2 separate regions of the Homo sapiens genome follow, and region 1 is linked to region 2. The links are chromatin contacts, found by Hi-C or POLR2A ChIA-PET in ENCODE. All regions are on one chromosome and are shown on one strand. The core of a region is the stretch at or near the end of the contact, and the rest is flanking DNA. Distances in the headings are between cores, read along the strand shown.

Region 1 (6,666 bases), core at 1-2,500, 120 kb before region 2:
AGGTATGGTGACTTCTCGTGGATCAGGCGGTTGGGGACCCTCTGGGGTGTAGATGAAGGATGGCTTCCTTTCCCTCCAGCAGGCATGGGCACTGAACTACTGACCGTCGCACTTCGGTCCTTGTCCCGGGAGGAGCTACCCCTGGCGAGGACTGGTGCATCAGGCAAGCCAGGGGCCTCCACCCACCTTCTCCCAGGCCCCCCAGCACCTGCTCCATTTCACTCAGCACCCCAGTAGGACCCCTGCTCCCAGCCCAACCCACCTTTCTGAACCATGGGGGAGACTGTGGCCTTTGTGCTCCCCCTTATGTTTTTTGGGGGGTGAGGAGAGGTGGCTCATTGGGGGCTCCTTGCCAGGTTAGTCTCCCCCAACCTCCTGGGCCTGGCGGTGGGAAGGATGGCTGTGAGGTCAGGGCGGGTCACAATGGGCAGAATGGTTCTTGGGGCTCCATTCTTACCCCTCCCCAGGCCCCTCCCCCGGCCCTTCCTGGAGCAGCTGCTTGGAGGCATCTCTCTGGCAGGCCTGGGTGTGGCCCCACTGGAAGGCAGCCTACTGTTGGTGGCTGGACAGGCCAAGATCAGTAGGGTCTGGGACTCGACCAGGTGAGGGACAAACAGAGGAAACCAGACATGGGGACTCCCTCACTCAGCGCCCACCTGCTGGGACTCCTGTGGGGCCAGGTCCTGGGCCAGACTCCAGGACACCTAGGGAATCAGAGACCTCAGGGAGTTCAGCCTGGAAGTGGGACTGCAGGCAGACCTAAATAACGAAAGGTCCATGCAGCAATAAAGGACTGTGACAGGGCACAGGGTACTATTGGAGAAAGGCCCTTGACCCAGCATCCAGCACTGGGGTGCAAGGAAGGCTTCCTGGAAGCAGTGTCAGAACAGTCCCTGAGGAGCTGGCACTGCACTGGAAGGAAGGGGAGAGGAGGGAAGGGATGAGGACGGGAGAGGAGGGGAGGAGGGCCTTACAGCCAGAGCCAGGTCTCAGGAGCAGACCGGAGGTGGGGTGGGGGAAGGGCCAGGCATGCAGGGGTGGTCCAGACTGGCACTGGGGACCGGTGTCCGGAAGACCCTCCACTGGGCCCGCAGGCAGGCGCAGGGAGTGCCCTAGGGGCCCGCTCGCCCGCCCGTACCTGCGGCTCGCGGCGAGGCCTGCACCGGCGCGGGGCAGCAGAAGGACGCGGCCCAACCAGGCCCGCGCGCCCAGCATGGCTGCTCGGGGCCGTGGGCCCGGCCGCTGAGGACAGGAAGGGAAGTCAGGAGGCTGCGAGGGGCGGGCCGGGCACCTACGGAGCCGCGGGCGGGTCTTCGCCGGGACTTGGGACAGTGTGGCTGGTCTCCGAGCGTCGCCCTGCGGCGGAGCGCAGAATTGCAGATCAGGCACCCGAGCCTTGGGAGGACCCATTCTGTGCATAAAACTGGGCTCTGCCCCTGCCTGGGGAGGACAGCCCTTCTCAAGGGAATAGGGAGAGTTGTGGGATCTAGGGCTGGGAGATGCTAGGGACATGGGATGCCAGAGCTTCAGCTCATTTTGTCCAACCCCTGCCCATTTTACAAATGAGAAATGAGATCCAAGGCGAAGGCGTACCTTGGCCAGGTCCACCAGCTAACAAGGTTTGCTTTTTGCAGCCTCCTCGTCTCTAGGTCCTACTCAAATCCTACCCACTCCAGGAAGTCTTCCTTAAATAATACTGATGAGCCCATTTTATGTCTCATAGGTTACACATGGCCTCATTGGCTACATTCAGCCAATATTTATTAAGTGCCTGCCGCCTGCCACTCTGCAAGGCACTGAGTATACAATGGTGGGCAGAGAGAAACAAGGCTCCTGCCCTCACATGGCTCACAGTCTGTTGAGAGCGGCAGATGCTAATTCGACAGCCATACCGATAAACACCCACGTGACAAGTCCGTGAGGGTATAACGTAACAAGTGACCTGATCTGGTGGAAGGGGCAAAGGATGAAGGCTTCCCTGAGGAAATCACATTTGTGAAGCCATGGAGAACGAGAGAAAGGAACTTGGAGGGTGCTCAGGGGGAGTGCTGGGGAAGGAGGCAGAGGTACAGTTTGTGCAAAGGTCCCGTGGCTTGTCAGTGAGTCCGGGCTGAGCAACTGCAGAAAGAGGGAAGACAGGCAGTAGATGAGGGCAGAGGCAAGATCTTGGAGACACTCGTGAACTGTAAGAAGGGGATTTTTATTTTTTGAGACAGAGTCTCGCTCTGTCACCCAGGCTGGAGTGCAGTGGTGTGATCTCGGCTCACTGCAACCTCCGCATCCTGGGTTCAAGGCTGGTCTCGAACTCCTGACCTCAGGTGATCCATCTGCCTTGGCCTCCCAAAGTGCTGGGATTACAGGCATGAGCCACCATACCCGACCCCATTTTTTTTTAGCCAGAGTCTCACTCTGTTGCCCAGGCTGGAGTGCAGTGGATCTTGGCTCTCTGCAACCTCCACCTCCTAGGTTTAAGCGATTCTTGTGCCTCAGCCTTCCAAGTAGCTGGGACTACAGGAGCGCGCCACCATGCCCAGCTAATTTTTGTATTTTTAGTAGAGACGGGGTTTCGCCATGTTGCCTAGGCTGGTCTCAAACTCCTGACCTCAAGCGATCCATCTGCCTCAGCCTCCGAAGTGCTGGGATTACAGGTGTGAGCCACCGTGCCTGGCCAGAGAAGGGGATTTTTGATGACAGTAGAAGCAAGCTATTGAAAGGCTTTAGTCAGGAGGGTTACCAGTTAGATCTGCGTTTTGGAAAGATCCCACCAGCTTCCCAGTGGAGAATGAACTGGAAAGGGGCAAGAGTGAAAGCAGGGGCAGATAGGAGGCTATAGCAGCACCCAGGGGGAGATGGGGGAGCAGAGATGCAGAGAAAGGGATGGGCTGGAAGTCGGTCAAGGAGGAAACGTCGTCAGGATGGGCGGCGACAAAGAAGGCGGTGTCCAGGGTGACTTGCAAGGTGGGGCCGTTCCCTCAAGAGAGGGCATGGGGTGGGGGTGGGGGGACAACTCATGGGGTTCATTGTGGGACCTGTGGGTTTGAGATGTGCACATGGAGGCAGAGATGACACTGCTTGGAGGACAGAGGAGAGGCTTCAGGAGAGAGGATTGGGGGTCTTGACTGTTGAGACCATGTGGGTGTGGAGCTGATCCAGGGAGACCATGCAGAGGAGCAGAGAAGAGGGCTCAGGTCCAGGCTTAAGTAAGCCTGTGAAAGACACAGATGGAGGCAGGGCATGGTGGCTCACGCCTGTAATCCCAGCACTTTGGGAGGCCGAGGAGGGTGGATCACCTGAGGTCAGGAGTTTTAGACCAACCTGACCAACATGGAGAAACCCCCATCTCTACTAAAAATACAAAATTAGCCGGGCATGGTGGCGCATGCCTGTAATCCTTGCTACTCGGGAGGCTGAGGCAGGAGAATCGCTTGAACCCGGGAGGCGGAGGTTGCGGTGAGCCGAGATTTCATGATTGCACCCCAGCCTGGGCAACAAGAGCGAAACTCTGTCTCAAAAAAAGAAGAAAGAAAGAAAGAAAGAAAGACACAGAAGGGAAGCAGCCAGGGTGCAAAGGACAGCACCCCAGAGATGAAGGACAGAGTGCCTACATGTCAGACTCCTGAGGGGCCAGCCTGGCTGGGACAGAAAAATGTCCACTGGCTTCAGCAACATGGAGGCCATTGGTGTGCTTAGTGGGCGTCGTTCTAGTGAAGTCAGGCTGAGAGCAGAAGTTGCCGAGTCGGCTGAGGAGGAAGAGGAAAGGGAGGGGAGACAGAGAGAGATGATGGGTGCTTGACATGAGAGGATAGATGGGAAGACACTGTCAAGATGGATGGAGCTAATTAAGACACATTTCGATGGGAAGGATTCGTTTGAGAGAAAGTGGTGGACGCCATCAAGGATAGAAGAGATGGTGGTCCTGGGTGACTCTGAGAATGTGGGGTGTGGCGGGTTGTTGGAAGGGTTGGCTAGCCGGAGGGTCCAGTGGGTGCTCCAAAGAACATGTTCTGGCTAGAAGGAATGAGGTTAAGCTCAGAGAGCCAGAAGCCTGCCTTGAATGTAGAGGAATCTGGGGTGATGACAAACCTCCAAGTGTGACCATGGTGAGGGTCATTGAGAGGTCAAGGGGCCATAAGGTCCTTGGATAATGGAGCGACTTGAAATTGAGGTAAGAGCTGGATGAGAAGACCATGAGCCAAGACCGAAGCATCCCAAAAGTGAGGTGGAGTGGCAGCCCCAGGCAGGGAAGAGACAGAATGACTTATGGCACCAACCTCCTAGCAGGAGGGGTCTTATAAGGAGGGAGGCAGGAAGCAAGGCTGCCAACTTTTTTTGTGGGAAACAAAACAGCTCCCCTTGGGAGTCCTCGGGGGGATCCAGTTTAGAAGAAGAGAGCCTGGGTGGCAGGGCCACAAAGGGTGGATCAGGGGCCAAGAAGGATGGAACATCCCAGGTTTGGGTGCAGCAGAAGATATTAATAGATGGGTGCTGGACTCTGGGTATTGCCTGGCAAAACCAGGAGTGAAAGCCATGATGGGTTCGTGCCTCATGGTCAGTCTTTGAAGAGGGTGGACTCTGAGCTGAATGGACACGCCTGGGGACATCCACATAGTAACCTCACAAGGAAGAAACTTCTGATCCCGTTTGACAAGTAAGGAAACGCAGGCACAGAGACATGGAGAGGGTAAGTAATTTACTCAAGGTCACAGAGCATAACCACTTATTACTAAGTGATTCTTGTTAGGGTCAAACCTTGGAGCAGAACTTTGAACCCTGTAAGTCTGACTCCTGAGCAGGTGTTCTTGTCCATCCTGTTTGTAACTGCATTGTGGGACTCCCTTCCCCTACCCCCACCTCAGGAAGGGGAGTGGCATTGTGCCTCTCCACTCACCGACTCTGGTGGAAGGCCATTTGTCCCTGAAAGGGGGATGGAGGCTGGCTGCAGGCTGCCTGCAGAGCCAGACCCCAAGCACTGAGGACACATCAGTGTCCAGTGGTCCAGTGATCAGGGAGCATTGAGAAGAAAAACAGGCGAGGGTGGTCATAGGGGCCCCTCCTGGATTGAGTACCAGGCCTCACCCCACCCTTGGTTTCCCAGACTCCACATAAACCCCCAGAAGGGGTCCGATTCCTCCTGTGTGGCTAAGACTGAGTTTCTCGCTAGCCTTGGCGAAGCAAGGGAGAGGGCAGAGTTACATTTAAGGTGACTCAGTAAAACAAAGGAGCCTGGGAGCTCCTGCACTTGGCTTCTGCCACAGCCGCATCACGTGCCCCTGGCTTGTCTACCCTGCTGCGCTCGAGCTCCTGGAGGTTGGATCCCTCCAAGGTGAGCCCAGCACTTTGTCCACAGCAGTCAGTCAATATTTGCTGAATTAAATCTGGGGCCCAGCCTGGGATCTCCAGGCCTTGGAGCCAGACTGTCTGACTCTTGAGTTCCAGCCCCGCCCCATGCCAGCTTTGTGACTTTGAGCATGCCATTCAACCTCTCTGAGCCACGGTTTCCTTGCCTGAAAAATGGGAGTAGTGCCGGCTGCAAGGTGAGATACCTGTGCAATCGCACTGCAGTGGGCTTTGCGCTTGGTTTCATGCTCTGTTGTCCCTGTTTTGAAATTCTTCATACGATTTTGAACAAGGAGCCCCTACATTTTTATTTTGTATTGAGCCCCACAGATTATGTAGCCGGGATCCTGAACGGAATTAACAATATTTTCTACCTCAGAGAGTCGTTGCAAGCATTAAATAAACTGATCTGCTTAGCACGTAAGCAGTACCCAATAAATAGGAACAAAGGCCTATTGTCTCTTGCTGTTAGCCCAACCCCAGTGCCCATGTGTGATAAATGAATGAAATGACCGAATTGAGTGACAGCCTGGCAGCATCTGGAAGCGAAGGTGCCTGGGTGACGGGGGATGGAGGTGAGGGTTGAGAAGAGCTGTAAAGGAAGCGGGGCAGTTTTGCACCCCACGTTGTGCAGCTGCAGTTTCCTAAACAGCCGGTGATCCACGCTGTGGTCGAGACCCGGCCGCCACACCCCGCAAAAAGTCCACTTGGTGAGAGCTGAGAACGAGGGTTCCAGTCTTTATTATGCGGGCGTTCAGTTTCTAGCTCCCGGGCCGTGGTCCGCGTCCAGCTTCCAGAGCCGCCGCGGGATACCAGCCGCCACTGGCTCGGCGTTCCACTAGCACCGGCGCCCCGCCCAGCCCCGGGTCCGGAGGCGGGGCCGCGGAGCGTCCGGCGCAGGCGCAGGCCGGTATGGGACGGGGCGGGGCTCAGAGGAAGGGGTTGGTGCCGGTCTGCGGGGGCGGGGGCCGCGGCCCGGCTGAGCTCGGCGTGGGCAGCAGCGGCTGCGGTGCGAAGGCTCCGGCCTGCGGGAAGACGCTAACCGAGGCGGGGAGGGTCAAGCCAGCTGGCACGCTGCTGAGCGGGAGGGGCAGAGAGGCGCTGTAGGTCATGGAGCCCAGGGGCGCCCCCACAGGCCCGCCTGCCAGGCCCAGCGCCGGCGAGCCGGTGCGCATCTGGTTTAGCGTCGGCCTGCCCGGCTCGCCCGCGCCGAACGGGTTGGTGGGGGACGGAGCGCTGAGACCTGCAGAACGAGAGTGGCTTTGAGTGACCCGGGGTTCAGAGCCCTACACCGGGAGGTCGTGGAAGTTGGGAAGAAGAGTGGGCTCC
Region 2 (7,341 bases), core at 3,084-5,583:
TGAAACTACAGGCGCCCGCCACCATGCCCAGCTAATTTTGTATTTTTAGTAGAGACAGGGTTTCACCATATTGGCCAGGCTGGTCTCGAACTCCTGACCTTGTGATCTGCCTGCCTCGGCCTCCCAAAGTGCCGGGATTACAGGTGTGAGCCACTGCACCCAGCCTTCTTTTCTTTTAAAAACCCACTTGTAACTGCTGCTCATCAGATCATATAATCAGGGCAACTTGAGTCTATGCTCCCGGTTGCAGTCTGCAAACATGGCCCAAATAAATCTCTCTACTTATATTACTTTGGCCTCAGATTTTTCCCTTAGGTCCACAGTCTTATATGATCATAGCCATCCCCATGGAGGGTGGTCCACAAAGCCCCCTTACCCCTCTGTCCCCACCATCAGCACCAAGTCACTGGATCCCCAGCTCTGAGCACCACACCTAATTCTGAGAGGCTTTAGCCACTGATCTCTCTGCCTTCCCAGCTCTGAGTGTTCTCAACACCCTGGATGCAGCTGCCTCATAGGCAGCCCCAGGCCAGCTTTAGGGCAGGTCTGGGGGAAGCCTGCTCAGCCCAGGTTTCTCCTTGAATTCCTTCCTTGGAGGTTCACTGAAGCCCCAGACTAAGCCATCCACCTTCTTTGGGGAAGGAGGCACATAGATAGGGGGAAGGAGTTGGTCGTGAGGAGTTCTGGAGAGCAAAGGACAGCTTTTTCTTTCCTTCTGGGGAGAAAGACTCTGGGCCGGGCGTGGTGGCTCACGCCTGTAATCCCAGCACTTTAGGAGGCTGAGGCAGGTGGATTACTTGAGTTCAGGAGTTTGAGACTAGTCTGACCAACATGGTGAAACCCCATCTCCACTAAAAATACAAAATTAGCTGGGCGGGTGGCGCACACCGGTAATCCCAGCTACTTGGGAGGCTGAGGCAGGAGAACTGCTTGAACCCAGGAGGCGGAGGTTACAGTGACCTGAGATCATGCCATTGCACTCCAGCCTGGGGCAACAAGAGCGAAATTCCACCTCAAATAAAAAAAAAAGAAAAAGAGAAAGACTCTGAACAGCCCTGCGTCAAACGGAGAGGAGGACGTCCAGCAGACCCAAGGACTGGACATGTAGCTGGGTGGAAGTCACCATCTTGGCAATCAGCTAGGAGAAATAATTGGGTTCCAGAAAGAGGCCACCAATCAGGGGATCCTCTCCTACTTTCAAATCAGTCAGAATTCCCACCCAGACACCAGTCAAGGGTTTCCAGGGATCAGCCCTGCCTCAAAGGAAAGGCTGAGAACAAGAGCAAGCTTGTTTTATTCATCAGCCCAACAACACAGCAAGAAGGTAGTAAGTAATGAACTAACTAGCTCAGAGGTTAGATAACATGCCCGAGGTCATACAACCAACAGGGAGAGGACCCAGGGCTGTCATCCAGGATAGTCTAACTTCAAAGCCCTTGCTCTTTTCTCTCAGGCAAAACCAGGGTCTGGTAAGTAATAGGCCTGGGTGTTGGGCAACAGGAAAGCAGGCTGTGTGTGAGCAGATCGGAGAAAACAGAGGACGAAAGTCCAAGCGCATTCCTCACCATGGCACTTGCAACACCGAATAGTGCTCACCTTGATTTATTTCTCCTCCTACGAGGCTGCAAGTTCCTGGCAGGGTGAGGACTGAGTTCTGTGGCCTCTATATGCACAGCATGTGCTAGCATGACGCAGAATCTGTTCTCAGGAATGTTTGCTGATGGTTTCAGCCCTGAGGCTTCTTTTTTCATTTTTATTTTTATTTTTTTGAGATGAAGTCTTTCTCTGTCACCCAGACTGGAGTGCAGTGGTGCAATCTCAGCTCAGTGCAACCTCCGCTTCCCAGGTTCAAGTAATTCTCCTGCCTCAGCCTCCCAAGTAGCTGGGATTACAGGCATGTGCCACCACGCCAGGCTAATTTTATATTTTTAGTAGAGATGGGGTTTCTCCATGTTGGCCAGTCTGATCTAACTCCTGACCTCAAGTGATCCGCCCACCTCAGCCTCCCAAAGTGCTGGGATTACAGGCATAAGCCACCATGCTTGGCCTTTATTTTTATTTATTTATTTTTGACATGGAGTCTCCCTCTGTCACCCAGGCTGGAGTGCAGAGGTGCAGTCTTGGCTCACTACAACCACCGCCTCCCAGGTTGGAGCAATTCTCCTGCCTCAGACACCCTAGTAGCTGGTATTACAGGCACATGCCACCACGCCCGGCTGATTTTTGTATTTTTAGTAGAAACGGGGTTTCACCATGTTGGCCAAACCGGTCTCCTGACTTCAAGTGATCTGCCTGCCTGGGCTTCCCAAAGTGCTGGGATTACAGGCATGAGCCACCCACCCAGCCTTTATTTTTATTTTTTGAGTCTAGGTTTTGCTCTGCTGCTCAGGCTAGAGTGCAGTGGCATGATGACGGCTCAATGCAGCCTTGAACTCCTGGGCTCAAGTGATCCTACCACCTCTGCTTTCCAAAGTGCTGAGATTACAGGCATAAACCACCTTGCCTGGCCTGAGCCCTGAGGCTTCTGAAGGGGAAAGTAGGAGAGAAATCAGGTAAAACCATCACAGTCAGACAATAAGGGTGCAGGCACAAGGGAGTGGAAGGGGCAGAAAGAAAGTAGGCCAAACACTCAGAAAATCATCTGTCTGGATAAATGAGTCTCCTCCTGACACAGCAATAAGAATTTCTCTGAAGCTTGGTGCTCTCAGAGGTCCCAGGGCTGTAGCAGGTAAGTGACCTGTTTTGTTTATAGATAAAAAAAAGTCAAAGGTCAGAAATGTTGCCATGTGGCCTGATTTATTACTTATTTATTGGTTTGTTTGTTTGTTTTCTATTGGGCAGCCTCCTGAGCCAGAGTAGGCTGAGAGACTTCCCCTGTGGCCTGATTTAGTGTGATAAAATATGTACACTTTGGGAAGTAACTTTCCTCAGAGTCCTCCCAGCCTGAGGGGGCAGCCATGAGTCCAGAGGAGAGGCTTAAGAGACTAGGGGGTCAGGGGAGGGCCGAACTTGTCTAGGGAGACCCTGGGAAGTAGTGAGTGACTTCCCAGGGTCACTGGGAAGAGGACCCCACTGTCCTCATCTCAATCCCATCTACTGACCAGCCTTGATCCACTTAGTTTTCTCAGCAAATTAGGCAGAGTGATGTTAAGGCATTGCATGCTTTCTAGCATTCAGAAATCAGCAAGTTCAGAAAGTGTGATCTTGGAGTTCTAGCCAAAAAGGAGTCTGCATGTCCCTCCAACTCTTCCTACTTAGCCTTTTTAAAAACAAAAACAAATCTAGTTCTCTGAGACACAGCTTTGTTCTGACTTCTCCCTTTTCCATGTCCAGGCCCACACCCCATCTGATGTTGCTGAAAGTGCTGTCCTGACCATAGACTTAGTATCTGGCCGAGTTGAGTGGTAGGACAGGCTCAGTAGTGCACAGGGCTCCCCAGTGGTGCTGCTGAAGCTAACAGCCCTGATAACATGAGTGGCAGCCTGCTCTCTGTGTCTCAAGCACTTTCACATTTGCCATCTCACGGGGTCCTCCCAAGGACTGGTCACACCGGGAAGGCAGCTTTACTTACTGTGCTGCTGCAGAGGCAGTGAAGCTACTGGGAACTGAAATCCTCTGCCTGCCAGCTTCCATCCCACCCCTTGCACTGAGGACAGAAGGAAATAGGCCCAGGAGTAGGCAGCAAAGAATTAAAGCCATGTTAGTGAGCAGCTGATGAGGAGACAGGAGACTGCTAAGTTTAGTGGCCTGGGTCGGGGAGACTGGGGCTGATCCCCAAGTTTGCCCATGAAGGGGTTCCAACTCAGAGGCAGTGTCCTGGGGGTACAGCCCAGGCCTTGGCCCTTGCCCCTCCCCATCGGAATATTCTCCTTAAAGCCCACACTCCTTGCCCTCTGTGCCCATAAAGGAGAAGGAATCGAGAGTCTTGGACCAGAACTCGAAGTCACTGCAGCCACCAACCAAAGCCCCCTCCCCACCCAAGTCCACCAGGCCAAGCCAGCTTTTCCTATTGCCTAGGTGCTGGCGGGGGGCGGGGGAGGGGCGGGTACCTTCCCCCCAGTGCACTCGTCCAGAGGTGGGGCTTCCGAAGCTCGCCGGGACCTCCAAGTTCCTCTCCCGGGGAACTGCCCCGCCCCCTCTCTTCCCGCGGGGGGCCAGTACCTGAGGAAGCGGACACCCTGCAACCTGGCTTCCTGCCAACTCCGAGAGAGGGCGGCCCGGGCCCCCAGCACCCCCGAGCTCCCGGCGCACAGCCTCCCCAGGCGCAGCATCCCGACGTAGACAGCCATGGCTCGCTTTGCCCTGCGTCCCGGCCCGAGTAAACTTTTAAAGTGAGCCGGGGCGGGGCGGGCGCGCAGCGGGCGGGGAGGCGGGGAGGGTGGCCTCTGCCTATGGGGTGCGGCGGATTCGGTCTCCGCCGGCGGGGCGGGGCGGGGCGCGGCGGCGGCGACTTCGCGCGGGGCCACCTTCCCCTCCGACCCCGCGGCCCTCCCCCTCCCACCCTCGAAGAATAGCCCTGGTTTCCTCTGGATCCGAAGGCCCCAGCTGCAGTCCGAAACAGATCTTCCTCGCGACCATCCTCAGGGGCCTGGATGTTAGAAGCGCAAAAATTTGTTGATTTCCTAGAGGGAGAGCCAGCAGCACATCCGTGAGGGGCCAGATGGCAAGGTCAAGATCCATCCATCCCCTGCCCCCTCGGGTCACGTGCTGGCCCCGCTACTTGCGAGCCGGGGGCCAAAGGAGCAGGCGCGAAGCGTCCTTGAGGCATGCCAGCTGGAGCAGAGGGCCCCGCGGGGTTGGGGAGGCAGCCAGAACAAAGGGTGTCGCGGGTGAGCCCCCTGCGGGCCCGCTGGCGCCAGAGTCCCAGCTGAGGCCAGATGTCAGCTTCAGAAGGAACACCAGTTGTACCCCATCTCACAGGAGGCATCCTCCCATCCCTCCTCGGCGCCTCTGCCTTGACCTTCTGCACAGGGTTGGGGGCCGGACACGTAAGGTGGCCTCAGGGACTGGGACCTGTGTATTTCATCCTCCATCTGCCTGTCTTGGGGCCTGTGGCACAGTTCCCTGTGCTGCCCCAGGTGTGAATGGAAAGCAACCCTATGCCCCTCCTTAGGGTTCCTGAGGCCCAGGGGTGAGTGGGGTACTAAGACCTGGGCAGAGCTGCGGGACAGAGAAGGTGATAGCTCTGGTCCTGGCTAGGAAAAGTGGCACTGGGCACCAAAGAGTAGCACAGTTTATACCTGTTCCAGGTCCACACTGCCTCGGCCTAGCCATGACTCTTCCTCTAGAGAAGGAGCTGGAGAAGAATGGGGCAAAGGCCCTGGCAGTGTGACCTCCCCTCTCCTGACTGGAGGAGATGAAGTAAACCCTGCCAGGCAGAAGGGGTGGCTGAGAGTGGAGCCTGGCCTGAGGTGACCTTTGCCCTTATCTGGGAACTCTGGCTCCACTTGGGTCATGAGAAGGAGTCCATGCTGGGCCTCTTTATGATCTTGAGCGTGACCTCAAATCCTCCCTGGAACCCCGGTTCCTAGGGAGGGTCCCCACACTTCAGTTTCTGTGGGGTTGGGGCAGGAAGAGACAGAGGAACAAAGAGATCACCGGAGGCTGGGCCTGCAAGGGTGTGCTTTCCTAATTAGACTAACTGTCTTTGATAGCGGACCAGGGAATGTGGAGGGCTGGGGCATTCACAAGTCTGGGTTCCCAGCCGTGGCTGGCAGGCTTAGCCTCTAGCATGCTGGGTGACCCTGGGTAAACCACTGTCCCTCTCTTGGCCTATGAAGTGTGGGGTGGGTACTGATCTTGTAGGTCCTTCCACTCTTCTGGCTAGTTTGAGGGTCAGTCCTAGAGTGGGAGAGAAGTGAGTTCCTCCTTGAACTTTGCTCCAGCCTCGGCTTTTCAAGACACTGGGCTTTCCTGACTCTTCCTAGGTGCACAGGCCGTGGCATCATAGCCATCAGTTTCAGGGTATCTTGTACATGCCAGGCTCTTCAAGGACATTTTCTCTGACCCTCACAAACACCCTGCAAGGAACAGGCATGGCTTGGAATGTGTCTTTGTTTTTATGGATGAAGAAACTGAATCCCAAAGAGGTTCAGCTTCTTAAACATAGGCCAAAGCTCTGCCAGTAGTCTCTTTGTGGCTTTGGGCAAGTCACGGGGCCTCTCCAGCCTCGTTATCTGTCAAATGGGGATAATAATACCAACTTCACGCAGAGGGCTGGGTAAGAATTGAGTAGGTGGCACAGAACTGGTAGTCGGCCAGTTTTCAGTGATTGTTTCTTTTTCCATCCTCTCCTTCCTCTTGTGTCTTCACTCTAAGACCTTCCTCTGTGTAGGAATTGCAAACCTTTTTTAGGAGGGAGAATTGTTTTATTTGTGCAAAGCCCTGGTAGGCACTGGTTCTGTGGATGGGGAGGAGGGCTGGGAGAAAGTCAAGACGGCTGGTGGAAGTCCGTGAGTCATGGTGGGGGAATCACGTTGACCCGCATTCTTTGGCTAGTATAAGGAAGTGGGGAGCAGGGCAGTGGGCCATCCAGGCTCTCCAGCTTCCCTTCCCTTCCCTTTAACCAATTAAATTCCCCGTTGCTCCCCAAGGGGCCTTCTGCCTGAGCCATCACATCTCCTTTATGCTGCATGTGACTTGCATGATTTATGGTCCCTGTAATTTGGCTCATGCCATTGGCTACCATGAGAAAGCCCTTATTCCCGCCCCTTTGCCCATGTCTTGCTTCTGTGCTTCAAAAGCAGGCTCAAAATGTAAACACCATTTATTGATTTTTTTTCTTTCATAACATCAACCTACAGAAGACCTAGTCACAGTTACAGAATAGAATGTAAATGTAAGTATCACTAACTTTGGAAGTTACATCTGATAGTAGTTGAGAGGGAAGGGGTGGGGGAGAGTATAAAATAAAAAAAAAGGGTATGTCATTATGTACAAAAATAATAATAAAACTATAGTACCAGCACTTAGGGAGGAGAGATGGGGTGCAAGTACCCATTTATCAAACAGAAAATCTAAAACTGGCAAAATAAGTATGTCATTTAGAGGCAAGTAGCAGAAGAAGATAAATCAGAAATCGTTACAATAGTTCAAATGATTCTCTTTGGACTTAAATAGATATTTCACCAAATAAATATATATATGTATGTATGTATGTATATATTGACCCCAAGAGTTTGAGGCTGCGGTGAGCTGAGATCACACCACTGCACTCCTGCCTGGGTGACAGAGCAAGACCCTGTCTCAAAAAAAAAAAAAGAACACCCGCAAAAAAACAGAAAATAACAAGTATTGGTGGGGTTGTGGAGAGACTGGACACGTGTGCATTGGGTGGTGGGA

Evidence for each region. Hi-C counts contacts between places; a loop is a spot of excess contacts on that map. ChIA-PET counts read pairs that join two places held with the same protein, here RNA polymerase II (POLR2A). Pooled maps may share reads with other maps.
Region 1: a pooled map shows a loop between it and region 2 (7-fold over the local background). The contact joins the promoter of SPATA20 here to the promoter of ACSF2 in region 2. A Hi-C loop is called at or near these places in 1 of 168 maps with a recorded cell type or tissue (CD4-positive, alpha-beta T cell) and 8 of 50 pooled maps. POLR2A ChIA-PET finds 5 or more read pairs at or near these places in 3 of 52 experiments (Caco-2, HepG2 and activated CD4-positive, alpha-beta T cell).

What each region holds. Positions count from the first base shown.
Region 1 is chr17:50,541,758-50,548,423 of GRCh38, reverse strand. It overlaps SPATA20 (spermatogenesis associated 20), which reads right to left and starts at 1,250. Exons shown (of 17, transcript NM_022827.4): 1 at 1,139-1,250; 2 at 657-704; 3 at 1-141. The coding sequence starts at 1,215. It overlaps EPN3 (epsin 3), which reads right to left. Exons shown (of 10, transcript NM_017957.3): 10 at 4,674-6,580. The coding sequence ends at 6,267. RefSeq lists silencers at 971-1,240, 6,105-6,544 and an enhancer at 4,868-5,368.
Region 2 is chr17:50,423,210-50,430,550 of GRCh38, reverse strand. It overlaps ACSF2 (acyl-CoA synthetase family member 2), which reads right to left and starts at 4,333. Exons shown (of 16, transcript NM_025149.6): 1 at 4,162-4,333. The coding sequence starts at 4,289. RefSeq lists a silencer at 4,201-4,520 and an enhancer at 4,257-4,801.